2 separate regions of the Mus musculus genome follow, and region 1 is linked to region 2. A link is a contact called in ENCODE Hi-C or POLR2A ChIA-PET data. All regions are on one chromosome and are shown on one strand. Each heading gives the region's core, a stretch centred on a gene start or an enhancer-like site at or near the end of the contact. The rest is flanking DNA. Distances are from core to core; before and after follow the strand shown. Region 1 holds the start of Agpat5 (1-acylglycerol-3-phosphate O-acyltransferase 5 (lysophosphatidic acid acyltransferase, epsilon)). Region 2 holds the start of Mcph1 (microcephaly, primary autosomal recessive 1).

Region 1 (6,907 bases), core at 2,558-5,057, 250 kb before region 2:
AGTTTTGTAATGCTAGGACCTGGGATGCTGAAGTAGGAGGCTTACTGTAAGTTCAAGTGAATTTAAGACAACCTGAGCTACTGAGTGAGACCCTGTCTAAAAATATATATATAAACAAACAAGAAAAAAAGATATTTCATTTTTATTACAACTACTACAGTCTCTGTGAATATTCATCTAGAATCTTTGATTCTAAACCACTAAGCCTGAAATAATCTGCTGTGTTAGCCTTAAGAAATGGGCTTTTCACAATGTTAAAGAGACTTTTCTTTTCCTTTTTTTTTCTTTTTTTAAGATTAAAAATATGTTTGAAGTATATATACTGGAGGTAAGGCATATATGCCTGTGAGGGCTAGTATCCATGGGGGTCAGAGGTGTCAGACCTCTGTCCTGGAGCCAGAGTTACAGGTAGTTGAGAAACAGCCATTGTGGGATCTGGAAACCAAATCCAGGCCAGTGTAAGAGCAGACTGTCCTCTTAACCACTGACGTCTCTTCAGTCCCTAGTCCCTCTGGTCACATTCTAATGGATTTCAAGTTAGCAAAATGAGCAAAACTTACAAAGGCTGCATTACTTCCCCTACAGATAGGGGAACACACTGCTCACTTTCAGTACTAATAGGAGACCCGAAAGGCTCTAATATTGGTGTGGGCAGTTAGCAGATGTAGCTAAAACACTTGTCACACAAGCCTGAGGAGCCCAAATTCAGAGCCTCAGAACCCATACAAGGCCAGACACTCATCTCTCTTTTATGGAGTGCTCCTACAGTGAGATGGGAAGCAGATACAGGACAGAATCCAGAAATTTAGAAGCCAGCTAAGCTGGCACACACACAGTGGTAAGCAAGAGACCTGACTCAAAGTAGAAGGTAAATACCAATACCCAAGGTTCTCCTATGACCTCCATGTCCATGCCATGGTACATTTGCCCCACAATCACGGATATGAATATTTATGTGCATGCAGTACATTCATTCACACATACACACACACAAAGATTTTTTTTAACTTGAAAGGATACATGAATTACTCAGAATTTTAGCAAAAACGAAAACAGAAAAGAACCTACATTTGCATAGAATCCAATGCAACGCCTTTAATCCCAGCCCTTGGGAGGCAGAGGCAGGCGGATTTCTGAGTTCGAGGCCAGCCTGGTCTACAAACTGAGTTCCAGGACAGCCAGGGCTATATAGAGAAATTCTGTCTCAAAAACAAAACAAAACAACAGCAGCAACAACAAAAGAATCCAATGCAATGTCCACACAATCTGCTTTTGAATAGCAAAGGAGGCCCTCACCCTCACCCTCTCCCTCTTTAAGTGGAATTGGTTGGATACAGCTGCTTGAACACTGCTCTCCACTGTGCACATATTCTAAAACCATTACAAGTAAGATTATAGGCAAGTGGTGGCGCACGCCTTTCATCCCAGCACTTGGGAGGCAGAGGCAGGTGGAGTTCTGAGTTCGAGGCCAGCCTGGCCTACAGAGTGAGTTCCAGGACAGCCAGGACTACACAGAGAAACCCTGTCTCAAAAAAACAAAAAAACAAACAAACAAAAACCACAAAAAACAAACAAAAGATTATCCCTATAGCTGGTGACCTAAGGCAGAAGACAAGCTCACATCTCAAACTCTTGTGACCAGTGATCAGCTAATTACTTTGATTTTATTTTGATCCATATTACTGCCTAACCACATTTCTCCCTCATATGTAAACTGTTCAGTACCGCCATGAATCCGTTTTAAATTTCATATAACTAAAAGAGTTTAATCCAGACATGGCGGTACATGCCTTTAGTCCTAACACTCTGGAGACAGAGGCAGGCAGATCTCTGTGAACTTGAGGCCTGTGAGGTCTACATAGAGTTCCTGCCCACCAAGACTACAGTGTGAGATCCTGGTTTGCTTCTTTTTTTTTTAGAGCTCATTATTGGAAAGAATAGAAGAACTCATTTTTTTCCTTCTCTTCTCCTTAATCTTAGTTTTAAGGCGTTAACTTAAAAGCCCTAAAATCACTTAGAAAACAGCTGCTGTAGCCTGGGTGGGGGGTAATAAGGTTTGCACTTGACTCCCCTCAAGTGCGTGTCCTCTCTCCCAATCAATAAACTCACTAACTTTGCTTCATTCTGACTCATCCTAACGTCTCTGCAGCAAGAATATAGGTGGCACTTGAGTAGAGGTCCCTGAGCGTCTGAGGGGTACTTGTCATGTGCAAGGTCAGCAACTTTAAGTTGTGCTCCCCGCTGTCTTGTCCCTTCTGCTAGTGAAATTAAATACTTATCCACGATTAGACCATACATTCACTTGACAAACTTAGTAAAGTAAGAGGGAGGTTTGAAACCATCAGTGTGGGGGTTCCTAAAAATTCTGAATGAAATCCTATTCTAAAAGTCAATTTTTCAGAAACCTTGATGTGCAACAGTGATTTTCCTATTCCCTAGGAAAACATTTAAAAAGATAGTGATTCAGAGAGGTCTTAATTCCCTACCTCAGACATAATCTCCAACTGGCGCAAAACTCAGTAAGGGATCCAGTCGCCAAAGTACCCCCCTAACACAGAATGAAAAGAACTGAGAAATGGGGGGGAAAGTCATAGATACATCTGGGAGAACCCAAACAGAGCTCTTCTTTGAAACTGAAAACCAAAAAGGAAGTACAACTGTAGGTTTTTATGGGATGTCATATAACGAATTCACATTAGGAGAGCTTTCTACTCTTTATTGTTTTCAGAGTTCAATCTCCACGGGGCGGGGGGGGGGGAGGGAGGGGTGGAAAGAAAGAAAGAAACAGTAGCAGGAAGAAAGCAATCTGACAAGAGATCAGCCCACATTGAAGCCCAGTCCAAGCTGAAGAGAACTGTATCGACAGTGAGGCTCCTATTGTAACCAATGTATTCATTTCCTCCCTAGGCCCTCGCTTTCACCCGGGAGGAACCCAAGGCAGGAGTCGTCCTTCACAGCTGTCACTTTGGTCAGCGCCTAGAGGTCTTGCTAATCTAAAAGACCTCGGAAGTGCAAATGAAGCCAGTCCCAGCATCACCACCTCGGACTCAGTGCCCTACTTTGGCAGGCACTGAGATGGGCAGTAACAGCCGGCCCGGGGCGGGGGTGGGGCGGACCCGGGAACACACTCAGCCTCAGCAGGACGTTCCAGAAGGAACCCCGAAGTGAGAACCAGAAACTTCCCCCCGCGGCGGGAGGCCGTGAGCTGCGGCACGTGCTCGCCGGGCTGCGAGTGTTCGCCCGGGTTGCAAGCGCCGCCCCGGCCGCGGGGAGGGCTCGCACGCAGCCCTGCGCGGCCGCGCCTCACCTGGACCCCGGTGTAGTTCTCGAAGAAGAAGAGCACCATGTTCTGGTAGACGCAGTAAAGCCGGTCGTCCACGCGCTGGTACAGGCGGGCGGGCATCAGCGCGGAGAGCACCCGCCACAGCGTCCAGGCCAGCAGGTAGGTGGGCGCCGAGCCCAGCAACAGGACGCTGGGGAGCAGGTAGCGCATAGAGTACGTGTGGAGCACCAGGGACAGCAGCATCCTCTCGGCTCGCCAGCCGCGACTCCGCCTGCGTTGCCCGCGCGGCCACCAGGACCTCAGCCACCGCCGGCCGCCCGCCAATCACTGCGCGGGGCCGGCCGCGCCGCCGCCCTCCGCCCTGGCTCCGCCCCCAGCATGGGCCGCGGGGGCCCGGGACCCGGCGGGGACAGTGACGGCCTCTGCTCGCCGCCTTGGAAAGGGCACGCCTCGGCTTGCCGGGCGCACTCGCCTCGGGGTGCTCGCTTTGCTCCGCGCGACCCGTGCTTGTCAGCGGGGAGGCGGGGTGAAGCAAGGCTCCCGGGTAATAAGGCGCCTCCTGATTGGCCGACTTATGGGCGTAATACGTGTTCTGATTGGCTCGGTCCCTTGGCCTCGTCACGACGCATGCTCGACTGCGAATGCTGGCTGGGGATGAGCCCGGGAAGAAGTGAGGTGGTGGGTTTTGGCCTGTGCTGGCGTGCGAGAGCTGCGTGGAGACACGAGGATGCTTCCTGCAAGACACGCGTGAGCCGACTAAGTCGTGGAGCACAGGAGGAGCTCGATGCCGCAGGTTATGGACAACTGCAGCGTCTTCGCGTGCCGGAGGGCCACCCGTGCCCCCACGTGCATAGGAAGCACACCTTCCCTCCTCTTGGCTGTTGCAGAATGAGGCTGGGTCCGTCTCCTGTACCCTTGGTTCACCTTTCACGGGACTGTCACCTCCTTGTATTAAATCTTTCAAAGCCTTAACTTTTGCCCTTTAATAACCTCTTGCTCTTTAACTTGTTTCTACTGTGCGTTTTCCTAATATCCTACATTTCTTCTTTTCAATGTGTAGGAAAGTATTTCCCTATACATGTAGGATCCATAAGTTCTCTTCCCTCCAGAAAACTAGAATAGTTAAGTAACAGCAAAAACTTATCCAGGGGCCCAGGTCCTTTCACTGCCCTAACTAGTGGAGACCAGATAATTCTATACAAGAAGGTATAGAAGGAAACAGGTCAGTGCGCACGCTCAGATCTGTATAAAGTACGTTTTAAATATGTGGGTGTGTGTGTGTGTGTTGGTTTCTCTAAGTGACCCTAAGGTCACTTATTCTGCCCCTAGTTTTCTCCCTTTCCACACCACTGACGCCTGTGTCTCTGCTTCCTTGCCTTGGATTTCCCTTCATCTTTTGCCCCATGTTTCTTTCCCATCACCTCTGAGATGCGCTTCATAAGGCATACAGGTGACTCCTGTCATTAGCACACTATGTCAGATGGACGTGCTTAGGAGTTTACACGATATCAGAATGTATTGAATGACAATAAATTTCACTAAGTACAGTGGCTTCGCTGGCACCAGAGAGGCCCACTTTACTCTGTAGCCCTTGCTAAGGGAAACACAGGTTCTTTTATTGCAGTCTTAATTACTAATATTAACTCTCAGATCACACATACATCACTCTGTAAGTATATCTCTGTTTACATATGCATATATAGGTTACAGTGACTACAAAGAGTTAGAAAGAAGAAAGGAGTTTTAAAAGCCTTGGGAAGCCAGTGCTGGAGAACTGACAGGGCTATAAGAGTGTCTGTCACGATAACATGAACCACAAACCCAGCTTTAGGGGAAAAGCAGCTGTTGGTGGGTCACAGATATGACAAACTGTCCAGTTTAATGAAGATGCAGAGGTAAAAGGGCAGGCAAAGGAACTGTCAAGACAATTCACTGTCAGTTCAGCAGACCAGTCCAGACAAAGGAATTGTTTGACAGATAGACTGTAGATTCAGATTGGCAAACAAGAGTTCAGGAAGACAGGAATTGAGGTACACATCAAAAAAGAAGGGACTGAGCCAACCTGAAGGTCTCTGGAAATTCAGGGGTTCTCTCTCTGTTGGCCTATGACATTCTGCAAATAGTCAGATGATCCATTTGTGGGAGCATTTACTTGACAATGTTAAGAGTCAACTTTTGTCAACAGAAAAACAAGGTACCTGAGGGCCCCCTCTCCTTTCCCAACCATAAAGTTTCAATTTTCTAGGAATGTCTGTAGAAATTACATTTGTAAGGAAAGGACATGTGGCTTTTCCCTTATCAGATTATAACCCTGTCTAAAACGTCTCTGGGGCCACCTCATGTTTTATCAGAAGAGAGGAGACAGTAAGATGGTTCTGAACATCTGTACTCAGGATTGACAAACCTTAGTGATTACAGAGCCCATGTGGTGGAAGGAGAAAGTGAATTGGAGATTGTCCTGTGACCTCTACAGGTGTCCATGGCATGCACCCATACACACAGATAGCTGTAAAACTAGACAAATAGGAAGGTGTTCTGGTGACTCTTAGATGCACAATCTGAGAACCACTATAGCTTATCTGGATAATACTAACAATGTGAGCCTGTGTGTTTTTTTTAACCAAAAAAAAAAAAAAAAAAACAAAAACCCTTTATGCTTAAGCTTACATTAAAATACCTGTAATAAAATTCCCAGCTATGTTTCACTATAAATTCTTTTCAACATCAAATCCACTAATCCTGGTTTAGCCCGAGCTGAAGTCCCTAAAATCCAGGGGAACTCCTCTGGCTGCCGAGGATGACAGTGTGATAGTCTTCAGGAACAAAAACCAAGGTGAGGCTTGAAGATGATAAAATCTAGAGATCTTGATCAGTTTTTTTTCCCCCTTAAGGCACCAGAGAAATCTCAAACACCTCACAGACAGAATCAGCAGTTGAAGAAAGGTGTTTATTAGGGATTGAGGAAACACATGGGAGACAGCAGATGTACAGAAAGAAAAAGAAAGAAATACACTGCAGAGCAGAGACTCGGCCAAAAACATCCAGTGTCTTTTCAAAGGCTGAATGTTCTAAGCCTCTGAAGAGTCTTCCTCCCCTAATTAATTAATTAATTAGGGTTGGTCAGTTTGAAGAAATATAGGACAGGAGATTGGCTCAGACTGTTGTCTGACAAGTCTTCATCAAGCTTTGAACTGGTTGAACCAGTCCATCAGCAGGGGGCCCGCTGGTGGGGAGACAAAAGTCAACAAGACCTTTGTTTTAATCTGCCAAGCTATTGTCTCAAGTCTGGAGGACCTGGAAGAAGCCATCCATCTTCCAATATTCTCCACCTTTAATCCCTAGTCTTTGGCCCTTTCCCCGCCCACCTACCAGGGAGTTTATCTAACTCAGTTTTTCAAGTGAGGAGCTGTGTCTGCTTCCCCATTACTAACCGGGTAACTGTATTTGTTAATGTGAGAATAACACCTTCCTGTTATCATTGAGGAGCAGAGTATTTCAAAATGTACCCAAGGAGGAAACTCAAGAACAATTAGAGTTGGAGAGAAAAAATGTAGGCAAACCGAAGATGATTTCTGGATTAGGGGGGTCAAGAAAACCCCAGGCTTTTAGCAAATGAAATACAAG
Region 2 (6,887 bases), core at 3,983-6,482:
AAAATGTTAAACATCCTTAATCATCAGGAAATGCAAATCAAAAAAAACCCTGAGATTCCACCTCACTCCAACCAGAATGACTGAGATCAAAAACTCAGGTGACAGCAGATGCTGGTGAGGATGTGGAGAAAGAGGAACACTCCTCCATTGCTGGTGGGATTTCAAGCTGGTACAACCATTCTGGAAATCATTTTAGCGGTTCCTCAGAAAATTGGACATAGCTCTACCTGAAGATCCAGCAATACCACTCCTGGACATATACCCAATAGATGCTCCAACATGTAATAAGGATACATGTTCCACTACGTTCATAGCAGTCTTATTTATAATAGCCAGAAGCTGCAAAGAACCCAGATGTCCCTCATCAGAGGGATAGATATAGAAAATGTGGTACATTTACACAATGGAGTACTACGTAGCTATTAAAGACAATGAATTTATGAAATTCTTAGACAAATGGATGGATCTGGAGGATATCATCCTGAGTGAGGAAACCCAGTCACAAAAGAACACACATGATATGCACTCACTGATTCTGAGCCCAGAAGCTCAGAATCCTTCTTAGACGGGGCGGGGAGGGGGGGGGGGGAATACCCATGGAAGGAGTTACAAAGTTTGGAGCAGAGACTGAAGGAACAACCATCCAGATACTGCCCCACTTGGGGATTCATCCCATAAACGACAACCAAACCCAGACACTATGGCAGATGCCAACAAGAGCTTACTGATAGGAGCCCAATATACCTGTCTCCTGATGTACTCTGCCAGTGCCTGGCAAATACAGAAGTGGATGCTCACAATCATTCCTTGGATGGAGCACAAGGTCTCCAATGAAGGAGCTAGAAAAAGTATCCAAGGAGCTGAAGGGGTCTGAAGCCCCATAGGAGGAACAACAATATGAACTAACCAGTACTCCCAGAGCTCCTTGGAACTAACCCACCAATCAAAGAAAACACATTGTGGAACTTGTGGCTTTAGCTGTATATGTAGCAGAGGATGGCCTAGTTGGTCATCAATGGGAGGAGAGGCCCTAGGTCTCTATGAAGGCTCTATGCCTCAGAATAGGAAAATGCCAGGACCAGGAATGGGAGTGGGTGGGTTGAGGAGCAGGGGGAGGGGGAAAGGGATGGGGATTTTCGGAGGGAAAACTAAGAAAGGGGATAACATTTGAAATGTAAATAAAGAAAATATATAATAAAAAGATTTTTAAAAAATTTAAAAAAAAAAAAAAAGGATGTTGAACTCTTGGCTCCTCCAGTACCAAGTCTGCCTGCATGATGCTTCCCACCATGATGATAATGGACTGAACCTCTGAAACTGAAAGTCAACCCCAATTAAATGCTTGTCTTTATAACAGTTGCCTTAGTTATAGTGTTTATTCATAGCGATGAAACCCTAATTAAGGCATGTGGTAAGATCAGACAATTCAAAACAGTCAAGACCCAGCATGGTAGGAGATGGCTCAGGTTGTCTTCTGACCTCCACATACAAGCCATGGTTCTCTGGCTCTCCACCCACGGTTTTTAAATTGCCTTTCAAAAACAGAAGAGTCCGGGAATCTAGTTTAGTGATAGCGTACTTGTCTAAGTGTGTGTGAGGCCTGGAATCATATCTCTGCACCAAAGGGGTATAAAGCAGATGTGAACTGGTTTCTCTCATGTTTCATTACAGGTTTCAAAGCCCTGTAGAGCACCTGTTTCAGGCATGCGCAGGTGTTACTTTTGTAAACTGGTTTTCTCAAGACACCAGAAAAGAGCCCAGCTGCGCACCGGGGACATTCTCCCCAAGGTGTTCAGCAAAGTTACCAGACAACAAGCGGCACCTGGAGATGTCTTTCACAATGGTGTGGGATACTTACTAGAAGCCTTAGGTGAGGATGTGATAAAATCCCACACTTGGGACTGAGCTGCCACAAACTGCGTCTAGACAGAGGCATGACCTATACGTTGGCCCTCCCGAACTCCAATTGGTGTGCCACATGCTTGTGTAACAAGGCATGCTGTATACACATGCCTTTGTGTATACAAAGGCATGTGTATACACAAAGTCCCTGTCTTACCACAGTTTTACTTCGGACTGTTTCATTTTGAGGAGGCCAGCACTGCCCTAATACCACCTTACTGCACCCTAATCCCCACCCTGACGTGAGGAGTTATCCTGTCTCTCGCTCATCCACTCAGCCTGTCAGGGAGTCTCACAAATGGCAGTAAGCAAGCAAAGGGTCTGCGGTGGCTTCCTGCTTGTCAACCTGATTATATCCAGAACTGGAAGGCTCACCAGTGATGCTAATCTGGAGGCTGGGAGATACAAGTTTCTGACCTGGATCTTGGCATGGAGATCTTGAGGCATAGTGGCTTATGAATTCCAGATTAAAACAGGGAGATCTCTGAGTTCAAGGTCATCTGGGATTAAAGGCTTGGTGGCACACACCTTTAATCTGGGCCACACCTTCTGCTGGAGACCTAGGTAAGGTCATTGGAAGAAGGAAGATTCACTCTCTTTGTCTGCTTGTCTTGTGGGACTGAACACTGGTAGATCCTTGGACTTCCGTTCACAGCTGGATCTCAAGGAGGCATTTCCTCACCCAAAACTCCTTTCTCTGTGATGACTCCAGCTTGTGTCAAGCCAGTATAGCTTCCTATCAGAGCAGTCTGAGTTTACTATCTCCATTTCTTCCTAAGTCAGGAATCTCAGACTCACCTTGAACCCTTTTGTCCTTTAAAAAGAAAGTGAGCTAGAGCAATCGCCTCATAACTGACAAGCCTTAAGCACATCTTACCGTTCCTTAAGGCTCTGCTGTTCTGAATCCACACCTCTTAAATTCTTTCATACTTGCTTTTGATATTCTCCTGACAATTTTTTTTCCCTTTCTTGTTCCCAGGTTGGTGGTCAGGCCATCACTGGTCCTTAAACACTCCTCCTCCTCCTCCTTTAGGACTCCTCAGGATCTGAGTAAGGTTCCATCCTCTGCTGACCCCCACATCAGTCTACAGATCTGACTGCCTCAAGCTCCAGACATGAGTAATCAAATGCCTATGAGATGTTTCCAATATGCCTACGGTCACAATCTTCCCTTGGAAACCTGCTCATTCTCCTGCATCTTTACTCTCTCCACTGCGAGTACCAGCCCTCACTGAACCAATGCCAGACTCAAGTCTCCCACTAGACTCCTCCTAACACAATGCCTCCAAGACTATCTCCTCTGTAAGCACTGCTGTCCAACTTGTATTTGGTTGGTTTGTTCTGCCTCCTACCACTCACCCACTGCTAAGTCCTTCGTGTTCTAAGGAACAGCTCCCATAACGAGAAAACACCAGGTTATCAGTCATTTTGATATTAATTTCTTACCGTTGCCCCCATATCCTCAAGTTGCTTTGCAAACGTCCTTGAGTAATTCTCTGTCCCTTTGGAAGACCATACTTCAACATAGGCCACAACATCTGAAAATAAGCAAGATCTTAGCAGGAACCACACACTAGGAATTGCACACCCCCTCCCACAATAGATTCTTCTCTTGTTCTGTTTATTTTAGGGAAAAAAAAGTGAAAGTTTCCTATTACGTGAAGATTTCTTATTACGAATCTATTCAAAACATCATCCTTGCCATTTTGGTAGTATTTTAAATCTTCCTCATCCAGGAAGATTTATAATTATCCTGGATTATGCTTTCTGTAAAGAAACAGATATAGTAATCATTCCAGGCTTTCTGGCCCAGACTATCTTCCAATAACACGATTCTATGGCCATAGCATAGTCAAGCTAATACAGTTCAGTTCTAATAAATTATTTATATGAAGTTGGGTATCTTAGCACATAGTGATTATAAAGTAGAGGCAAGAGTTCTACGCCAAAGCATGTGGTGGTGGTGTATCCCTTTAAAACCAGTATTTGAGAGGCAGAGGTAGGCAGATCTCTGAGGTCAGCCTGGTCTACAGACTGAGACAGAGTTTCCAGGTCCAGGAAGGCTAGAGCCACAAGAGAAACTTTGTTACACAAGCAAGCCCACACCCCCACCCCACACCCCCAAACCAAATTAAAAAACAGAGATAAGTCAGCCTCAGCTACATAGCAAGTTGGAGGCAAACTTGCTTTCTAAAATAATAAATAAAAATTTAAATATATATACACATATATGATATAAATATAATAAACACATAGCTATAATAAATATAATATATAAATATATAAAATATATTTATACTTGGAATCTCCTCACCCAGGGTCCCATGTTCTGAGCACGTGTTAGCACGACAAAAATACAACAACAACAAAAAAAAAGGTGAGCTCCACAAGTGTCAGGCAGCTCTACTCAGGTAGGACCCTCCAGAGGCCATCACACTATTACCAAATTCTTACTTTTCCTGATCCCACAACTGCAGAGGCCATAGAGGCAAGAGGATCCCAGAAAGCTAAGACAGGAGCCTATCCTCCCGCCAGCTCTCCAGGGCTCAGCCTGCACCGGGGTGGGGTGGGGGGATTGGGGAACACATAGGGGTCGATGAAGGTCACAGGGTGAATGTATGTGGGGTGTCCACACAGGTGGTCGGGATCCTGAGTGAGGGGACTCCGGGTGTGAGGGAACCTAGGATGTGAGAGGACCTCGGGCGTAGGGAGCCCTGAGATGGGATGGGACCTGGCCTGGGAGCCGATCCCGGCGGCCCAGGCAAGACAACCAGGCGCTGGGAGCCTAGACCCCAGCCCCCTCCCTACTGGGCGTGTCTCCTCACCTTTCAGAAAGGCGCCCCCAACGCCTCCCGAGGCCTCCATGACCCGACCAGCTTGAAGCTGCGGGACCGAGCGTGCGCCGGCAGGAAGGCAGAGGGGTGCGCATGCGCAGGCCGTGCCCCCTGGGCTCGCCGCGTCAGGCTTAGGGGTGTGTGTGTGTGTGCGCAAGGGCTCCGGGTTCCCTTCCCTCGCCGAGAGCGCCCGGCTCAGTGACACACGACAGCCGAGACCTGATCGCTCACGGGCGGCCCTGAAGCTCTCCGGCGACCTGGCAGGAGTCAGCCCGCCGCACCGCGGCTTCAGGGCGCAGGTCAGCGCCGCGGTCGCTTGTCCCCGCAGGGTTCGCTCGTCCTCGTTGCGCAGCGCTCGGTGACCGGGGAGGGGACCCACCCGTGGGCCCTGCCTCAGCCCTGCACCCTGGAGCGCGAGCGGGACTGCTGCAGCGTCCGCGGGCCCTCTGGGTCTTCAAACCTCCCGCCCGCGAGTCTGCGAGGGGGCGGGTCGGACGCGGGCCCGCCTCCCCGCGCAAGGGCTGCCGGGAGAGGGAGGAGGACGGAGCCGCCTAGGGAGGACGGAAGCCAGGGAGTGCCTGCTCTTCTGTAGATAACAGTATCCTTTCGTCGCCTTAAGCGCCGGGCGTTAAAAACAAAAACAAAAAAACCACCCAACTGGTTTGGACAGACAGGTTGTTTTGGGTTTTGTATTTATTTGTTACACGTGTGAGTACTTTGCCTGCTTGTACATATTTGCACCACGTGCGTGCCTGGTGCCAGTGGAGGTCACTAGAGGGCGTCAGATCCAATTACACATGGTTATGTGCCACCATAAGGGAGCCAGGGACCAAATTCGGGTCCTCTGCTAGAGCAAATGTTCTTAACCACTGAGCCATCTCCTTAGCTCCTGGTTGGGTGTTTAGAGAGATGGCCTTGGTTTCTAGCTCACAACACTCAGCCCTTCTCCCGACTCAGCCTTCCCCAAGAGCTAGGATTACAGACTGGCCCAGCAATTTGGCTTTAAAAAAAAAAAAAAAAGATAATTTATATAGATATACACACACATATACATATATATATATTTCAAAATTATTTTAAATGTACATATTAAAATATATAATATATATAATTTTAAAAAGCCAAATTCCGAGTGATGAGCTGTTAATGGGAATTCACGAATTGAAGCATCTTCACTAACACAGTGGGAGAGCTTTCACTAGGCAGTGCAAAGAGAAACTCAAGACAAAATGGCTGCTTAAGGTGCCCAGTAACATACCACAGTGTCTGCTGGCCTCCAGGCTTACGTGGTACCTGTGGCTCCTTTTAGCGTTTCTCAACCCACCTCCTGCTCTAAACTTCTCCAGCTCTTGGGCTTCAGTTCCCCAAGCTTCTCATTCCTATATAACCCCGCCATTTCAGGCTGGTACTTAGTCCTACTGACCCTCTCTCTCTCCCCCCTCCCCTCCCCCTGCTCCTCCCCCTTTCCCTACCCCACCCTCTGTCCTCTCTTTTGCTTTTCTCTCTTCTCTTCCACCTTTCTTCCCAGTGCCCACTCCTCTCATGGCCTGACCTACCCTGCTGGCCAAGTCCGATAGAGAGCTTTCTCTCCCTTCTGTGGACTTTTCCAGATGCCTCAGGCTGAACTCTCCCTCCGATCTAAATAACCCTCCCCTCGGCTGTATGCTCTCACTTTATACAGGCAGTAAGAGCAGGACTAGGATTCCTGAGAAGGGAACACAGAATCAGAACCATGGCTTGGTTCTCAGACTTCCTTATTTGGCTATCTTAGGTGAACCGGCATCTTATCTCCTCTTACTGTTGGGACCCTTTGGGTTCTCTAACCTTTCACTTAGATTCCCTGCCACTCAGCATGACTGACTCCACTTTGGTTTGATCAGCTTTGCTGGATGGACATGGTGTGCAAACTTAGTCCAAAGCAAGGGCCTCCCAGAATCTTTTGTTGAATCACTACTAATAGGTTTTTCTCTGCCAGAAAAAAAAAAAAAAAAAAAAGCCAATTCAAACCAAATTAAGAAGTTTAAAAAAAAAATGTAGGTTTATTTGGGAATGGGCTCCTGGGAAAGTTCACTAGGCTCAGGACAAGACAAGAAAATGTCAAGAATAGACTATGGCTGGAGAAGGTTTTTTTAATAGATTGTAGGTGAAGGA

The links. A loop is a pair of places that touch in the nucleus more often than their neighbours do. ChIA-PET counts read pairs that join two places held with the same protein, here RNA polymerase II (POLR2A).
Region 1: a map of T-helper 1 cell shows a loop between it and region 2 (3-fold over the local background). The contact joins the promoter of Agpat5 here to the promoter of Mcph1 in region 2. A Hi-C loop is called at or near these places in 3 of 37 maps with a recorded cell type or tissue (T-helper 1 cell, regulatory T cell and v-Abl transformed pro-B cells). POLR2A ChIA-PET finds 5 or more read pairs at or near these places in 2 of 5 experiments (Patski and embryonic stem cell).

The regions. Positions count from the first base shown.
Region 1 is chr8:18,843,179-18,850,085 of GRCm38, reverse strand. It overlaps Agpat5 (1-acylglycerol-3-phosphate O-acyltransferase 5 (lysophosphatidic acid acyltransferase, epsilon)), which reads right to left and starts at 3,807. Exons shown (of 8, transcript NM_026792.3): 1 at 3,308-3,807. The coding sequence starts at 3,526.
Region 2 is chr8:18,593,476-18,600,362 of GRCm38, reverse strand. Mcph1 (microcephaly, primary autosomal recessive 1) reads right to left here and starts at 5,232. Exons shown (of 14, transcript NM_173189.3): 1 at 4,728-5,232; 2 at 3,349-3,440. The coding sequence starts at 4,767.